Regions from separate parts of the Homo sapiens genome. Here region 2 is linked to region 1. A link is a contact called in ENCODE Hi-C data. All regions are on one chromosome and are shown on one strand. The core of a region is the stretch at or near the end of the contact, and the rest is flanking DNA. Distances in the headings are between cores, read along the strand shown. Region 1 overlaps IL2RA (interleukin 2 receptor subunit alpha). Region 2 overlaps SFMBT2 (Scm like with four mbt domains 2).

Region 1 (3,034 bases), core at 273-2,772:
TCTAGGCAGGCTAGCTTATGTAGCCTTACAGCACCCAGCAGGGTCTGTGTTATTCCCATTTTATACGAACAGAAGCTGAGGCCCACCGAGGTTAAAACCCTACCCTCATGGACTTCCATGGAGGTTACTCAATGCCCTATGGGTTTGCCTTTCTGCTTCCCTTCATTCTTCACATAAACCCAGTGCTTTCTCTTCTTCCTTCATTCTTCACATAAACCCAATGCTGTCTCTCCAAAGTACAAGCCATGCCCTGACTGAGACCCCTCTGGGATGTTCTGTTCCTTCCAGGACACAGTTTAAGCCCAGTGACATGGGGAGACTCCAAGACACAGCTCATGCCCAACTTCAAAATCTCTGCTTCCACTATGTGCCTGAGCTCTCCTGCCTTGCGGGACTCTGCGTGGCTCTTGGAGCTCACCATGTGTTTTGTCTTGGGCCTTGGTCATTGTATTATTCAGGGAAACAGAATTTCTCTAGAGAAACAAAACCAATAGGATGTATGTAGATAAATAAGAGAATATTTATAATGGGAGTTGGCTCACTCAATTATGGAGGCTGAGAAGTCCCACAATATGCCAGCTGGAGCTGGATAACTAGGAAAGCTGGTGGTGTGGCTCAGTCTAAGACTGAAGGCCTGAGGAGCAGAGGGGCCCTGCTGTAAGTCCCAGAGTCCAAAAGCTGGAGAACCAGGAGTGCAAATGTCCAAGAGCAGACGACGGATGTCCCAGCTTGAACAGAGAGAATGCAACCTTCCTCTGCCTTCTTGTTCTATTCTGGTCCTCTATGGTTGGATGATCCCCACCACACTGGTGAGGGTGATTTTCTTTACTCAGTCTACCAACAAGAAATTTACCCAGTCTATTCAATTCAAATGCTAGTGTCTCCTGGAAATACCCTCACAGACACCCCCAGAGAGACTGTTTAGCCAGCTATCTGGGCATCCCTTAGCCCAGGCAAGTGGACACATTGAAATTGACCATCATGCTCATGCCACACTTCCCTAATGCATTTCTACCTTCTTAACTCCTGCTTTCCCTGGAGGTCTCCCATTGGCTGTCATCTTTCTCTGGGAAGCCTCCGGGACTCTTCTGTCTGTGCTTTGTGGCATTTCTCTGCAGTCCCAGACTTTGCTCCCTTTTCTTTACACGGCACTCACCCTACTGTATCCATCTCCCTCCCACCACCTTGCTAGTGCCTGCACAGAATGGCATGCAAAGGTTTTCGTAAAGGAAAGTAGAAATTCACAAGTTCAAGCTAGGATTTGAATTCAAGCTGTCAACTTTCCAAATTCATAAGACTTTTCCATTCTCTCAAGACGCTTTTCTGGTTGGGAAAAATTCCGGTAGGCAGACAAGATGGGGAAGATTGTTCCAGTAAGGGAGGAGGGTGTTCCTGGGAGTCCAGCTTTGAAATCACAAATGAGGAGGTTCCCTTTGAAGGACAGGAGGAGACCTGCTGGCCAAGGCGTGCTATGTGCTGAGGGAACAGTCTTGGCTGGGGAGCATGTTGTGTGCCAGGCAGAGGAGGTAGCAAAGTGCCCCTGAGGCAATGGAAATGACTGGAGCTCTTGCAGCCGAAAGGGCATCACGACAGGTGCTTTCAGGGGAGATTAACTTGGGGATGAATAACAGGGTGACTGAAAACCAGAGCTTCAGGGCCTGCCTAGGCAGCCCAGGAGATGAACAGTGCCTGTTGACAGCTTGCTTCCTGTGTCGGCCTGAATGCATGGGTTCTGCTCAGATCTACTGGCTCCTTGCTTTCTTGGGAGAGTGAATTACTGCCTCATGGTCTCAGTTTCCTCATCCGTAAAATGGGAATGGTGGCAGGGCGTGGTGGCTCAAGCCTGTAATCCCAGCACTTTGGGAGGCTGAGACTGGTGGATCAATTGAGGTCAGGAGTTTGAGACCAGCCTGGCCAACATGGTCTCTACTAACCTGTCTCTACTAAAAATACAAAAATTAGTCAGGCATGGCGATGGGGCATGCCTGTAATCCCAGCTACTGGGGAGGCTGAGGCATGAGAATCTCTTGAACCCGGGAGGCAGAGGTTGCAGTGAGCCGAGATCATACCACTGCACTCCAGTCTGGGCAACAGAGTGAGACTCTGTCTCAAAAAAAAGGTGGTTGGGGTGGGGGAATAGTGCTAACAGTCCCCATCTCCTATGGTGGCCATGAGGAATCTGTAAGATCACAGAAGCAGAGCACGCAGCAAGGCCTCCCTGGCCCGGGAGTGCTCAGAGCTGGGATCCCAGTGCAGGACGAGGAGGAGGAGGATGGGTGCCCTGGCTACAGGTCCTCTTGCACTAGATTGAAAACGGGGCCAGAGAAGCAGAGCTTGAGAGACGCTGGGAGAGGGAAAGTGAAACTGATGGTCCGGTGGGTGAAAGGTAGTGAAAGCCCGAAGTGCAGTAAACCAGGGATCAACATCTCCAGCCAAAAGGCTCACCCTGTGGTCTCAGCGCCACCTGGGCGTCAGACAGATGTCTGGAGAGACGGCTCTTTTATTCTGAAACACCCCTCCAACTTTTTTTTTTTTTTGGTAATTGTTTGTTTTGCTTTCCATTTAATATAAGGAGTTTTCTCCTTTACAAAAGTTCTTTTTGTTCTAAATCAGGCTGTAAACAGAGGTGCTACCACAAGGACCGGAAGCAGAGACCACACTGGTGCTCAGCTGGGTTGCAGGCTCTGCCTGGTTTCATTGTCGGGGAAGCCACCAGGCCTGCCCCCAGCCAGCGAGATGTCACGCATGCAGCCGGGTGTCATCCCCAAAACTCCCGGGAAACTCTCGGGGCACCAGGGCAGGAAGAGGCTGACGTCAACTTTAACTCCGGGGACTTCAAACGAAACTTTTAGAAATGATTCCTTTGCCCTTTACTTGGTGACGTAATAAACTGATCTTTCTCTGAAAAGATGGGCCGATTTGCTTCAAGGAGCTCATTTCATGAGGAGAAAATACACACAAATATATATATATATATATATATATTTTTTTTCTTTTTTTTTTTGAGACGGAGTTTCCCTCTGTCACCCAGGCT
Region 2 (3,034 bases), core at 277-2,776, 1.2 Mb after region 1:
GAGAGCTTCTGTCTTCTCCCAGCTATATTTCTGTATTCCTCTAAGGAAACAATATTTTATTTCCATTAACTAGAAAATTGGGAATTGCTGTTTCTTATTTATAGATCTTTTTGGTGGACAAATGAGTTGTCAGTGAAACTTGTACAATTTAATATTTGCAAACACGTAGGATCTCAGATATGGAATACGATTTATAAGAATTGCTGGGAACGAAAAAGTAATATGGAGGCTCGTAAATGTCAGACACGTGACATGTTACAATTACTGATAGGCTTTTATTTTCTAGTCTCCTCTAGCCCTAGTTTTAAAACTTACCAAGCCCCAAAAAATCCTTTAGTGGTCTCTTAGTATACACTCAGTGAACTGGAAAACTGAGGCAACAAAGACATTATTGACCAAAAGACTGAGTCTGTCCTGTAATAAACTTCATTGTTTGATGACAGAAACAAACTGACAGAAACCCTTCCTAGTAGTCCTTCGCAAAAGACAAAAATAAAAAGCTTTTATGGAAACTGGGGCGTTTTGCTTGAGTGGACATTGGGATATGTCATAAGTTAATCAAATGATGGTTTCCAGAGGCTGCAAAATTGGTCAAAGTGACTATGTCAAAGAAAGGTTTTATCTAATTTTTTTTTTTTTGAGACAGAGTCTCGCTCTGTCGCCCAGGCTGGAGTGCAGTGGCACGATCTCGGCTCACTGCAATCTCCACCTCTTGGGTTCAAGTGATTCTTCTGCCTCAGCCTCCCGAGTAGCTGGGATCACAGGTGCCCACCACCACGCCCAGCTAATTTTTGTATTTTTAATAGAGAAAGGGTTTCGCCATGTTGGCCAGGCTGGTCTCAAACTCCTGACCTCAGGTGATTCACCCACCTCGGCCTCCCAAAGTGCTGCGATTACAGGCATAAGCCACCGCACCTGGCCTTTATCTACTTTCTAAACATATCTTAAGTTGATTTTTAAAAGGAAGATTTCTTTGTGTTCCAAAAGCTGAGACTCACCCAGCTGTGTGATGCAGAGACATCTGCTCTAAATTAAAATCCACTGAGAGCCACGGTGATATACAGTGCAGTCACCTCTACAGACTTGTTATAGACATGGATAGTATATGGATAGTTTTGGCAAATCTTTTAGGCCTCTAAATAACAGGGTTCGTCTTCAAGAAAAAAAAAGTCATTATTTATTTTTCAATAAAATGAGGCTTTTAATGTCCTTTGAGTTTTTTTAAACCTATTTCATCAACTATTTATCCTTCAACTGAATGTACATTTTGGAAATGATCTGTATTTGCCAAATAAGGTAAGTCAGAATTCCCAGTAAAGTATGGCATCCAAAGCTATTCACAGTGATCTCTTAAATCAAAGATAAATAACAGTAGAAATAATAATCATGAGCTTGTTCTCATACTGTTCCAGTTTGTATTCAAGACAGAAAGGAACACCTACCCAGGAGCTCAATCACATTGCATGCACAGACACCGACAACCACACAGACGTGTGAACACATCCCCCCAACGTGAGCAACCGCAGCATAATGGGACTCATCCCATCCAAATACCCATTTCATCTAAAGTGTAAAAATAATAAAAAGAACTTCTTGGAAATACCGCTCATCTCCGGCCATTAAATGTGCTTAGCTTTGACTTCTGTCTCGTAACAGCTGAACGCTATGGCAATTTTCCATAACAACACGCATCTCAGATGACTCACTGCTGAATTCAAACACATATTCCTTTTACCGTAATGAAAGAAACTAGAAAAAAGTCTGCCTGCTGAGAAACAGTGATGATCAACAGTGATAACAGAGAAAAAAAGCAAGTAAGTGTGTGCGTGTGTGTGTGTGTGTGTGTGTGTGTGTGTGTGTGTGTGTGTGTCTCTTTTTGGATCCTGCACAAAGAATACTGCTTGCTAGAACTTCTAAAAACTTGAGAGAAGATTTCTCTTTTTTTTTTTTTAAATAAATGAAGCAACTGCTAAGACAGTTGGATCCTCATCCCATGCATCCATACCATTTCTCTGAACATTACCTTCGTGTAAGCAGAGGAAGTCAGTAGAGAGTGCCACTGTGTTATTTCTAAGATTTCTGTACATACATGAAATGCGATCAGATTGGGTTGAAGAGTGTCTCCCTGCAAATTCATACTCACCCAGAAGCTATCATGCAACCTTATTTGAAAATAGGGTCTTTGTAACTGCAATTGAGTTAAGACAAAGTTGGATGGGATTCACACAGGGCCAGTCAAATGACGGTTGTCTTGTAAGCAGAGAGAAATTTGAACAGATGTGGAGAAGGCCATGTGAACCTGGAGGCAGGGAACCGAGGGAGGTGGCCACAGACCAAGCAAAGCCCAGGACACAGGCGACCCCAGAAGCCAGGGCCGCCCTCTGCTTCCACCCAGAGCCTTCAGGGGAGTGTGGTCCTGCCGACACCCTGATTTCACACACTAGTCTCCAGAAGCATGAGAGAACAAATTTCTGTCATTCTAAGTCATCCAGTCCATGGGAATTTGTGACAGTAGCCTTTGCAAACTAAGAAAATGATGTTCTCACACCCTCCAAATTAAACGTGTAGATTCTCACTCATTACAAAATATAGTTAAGAAACCTCCTGTGTCTCTTCCATTGAACTGAAATAAGAGAAAACATTAATGAAAGTATCTCACCAGCTTTAAGAACACATAATATTCAATGCAACTAATGTCTATTTATAAAGTGCCTAACCCCACACCCTGCCTCATGAGAGGCCCAAAAGTAATATTCAGTATCTGCTCTTAAAGCACTCCTTAATTATGCACAAAATACTGAATAAGATGATAATGCTCACATACCCTACCAAAATAATAGTCTGAATTCTTATGGGAAGAAATTAAAGTGAGGGAAGAAGGTAAGGTAATTGTATTTTGGAAAATATGAACAAACTATTAAACTCTGGAATCAGGTCAACAGCACATAATAGCTTTGTGCAAAGACAATAAATGTTTAATGAATTAGTTAATTTTTAATTACAAATATATTAGAATGATTAATGTGTATACCTT

The links. Hi-C counts contacts between places; a loop is a spot of excess contacts on that map. Pooled maps may share reads with other maps.
Region 2: a pooled map shows a loop between it and region 1 (9-fold over the local background). The contact joins two enhancer-like sites. A Hi-C loop is called at or near these places in 4 of 50 pooled maps.

What each region holds. Positions count from the first base shown.
Region 1 is chr10:6,048,534-6,051,567 of GRCh38, forward strand. The region is part of intron 1 of IL2RA (interleukin 2 receptor subunit alpha); the gene reads right to left. Among named protein-coding and RNA genes, the nearest start is that of IL2RA, 12 kb to the right of the region's middle. RefSeq lists enhancers at 2,092-2,471, 2,482-2,611, 2,702-2,971. Within about 2 kb of position 1,523, at least 30 of the 41 ENCODE cell types and tissues checked have a DNase peak (open chromatin) inside an H3K27ac peak, as active enhancers do.
Region 2 is chr10:7,267,890-7,270,923 of GRCh38, forward strand. All of the region lies in intron 7 of SFMBT2 (Scm like with four mbt domains 2), which reads right to left. Among named protein-coding and RNA genes, the nearest start is that of SNORD129, 83 kb to the left of the region's middle. Within about 2 kb of position 1,527, at least 4 of the 41 ENCODE cell types and tissues checked have a DNase peak (open chromatin) inside an H3K27ac peak, as active enhancers do.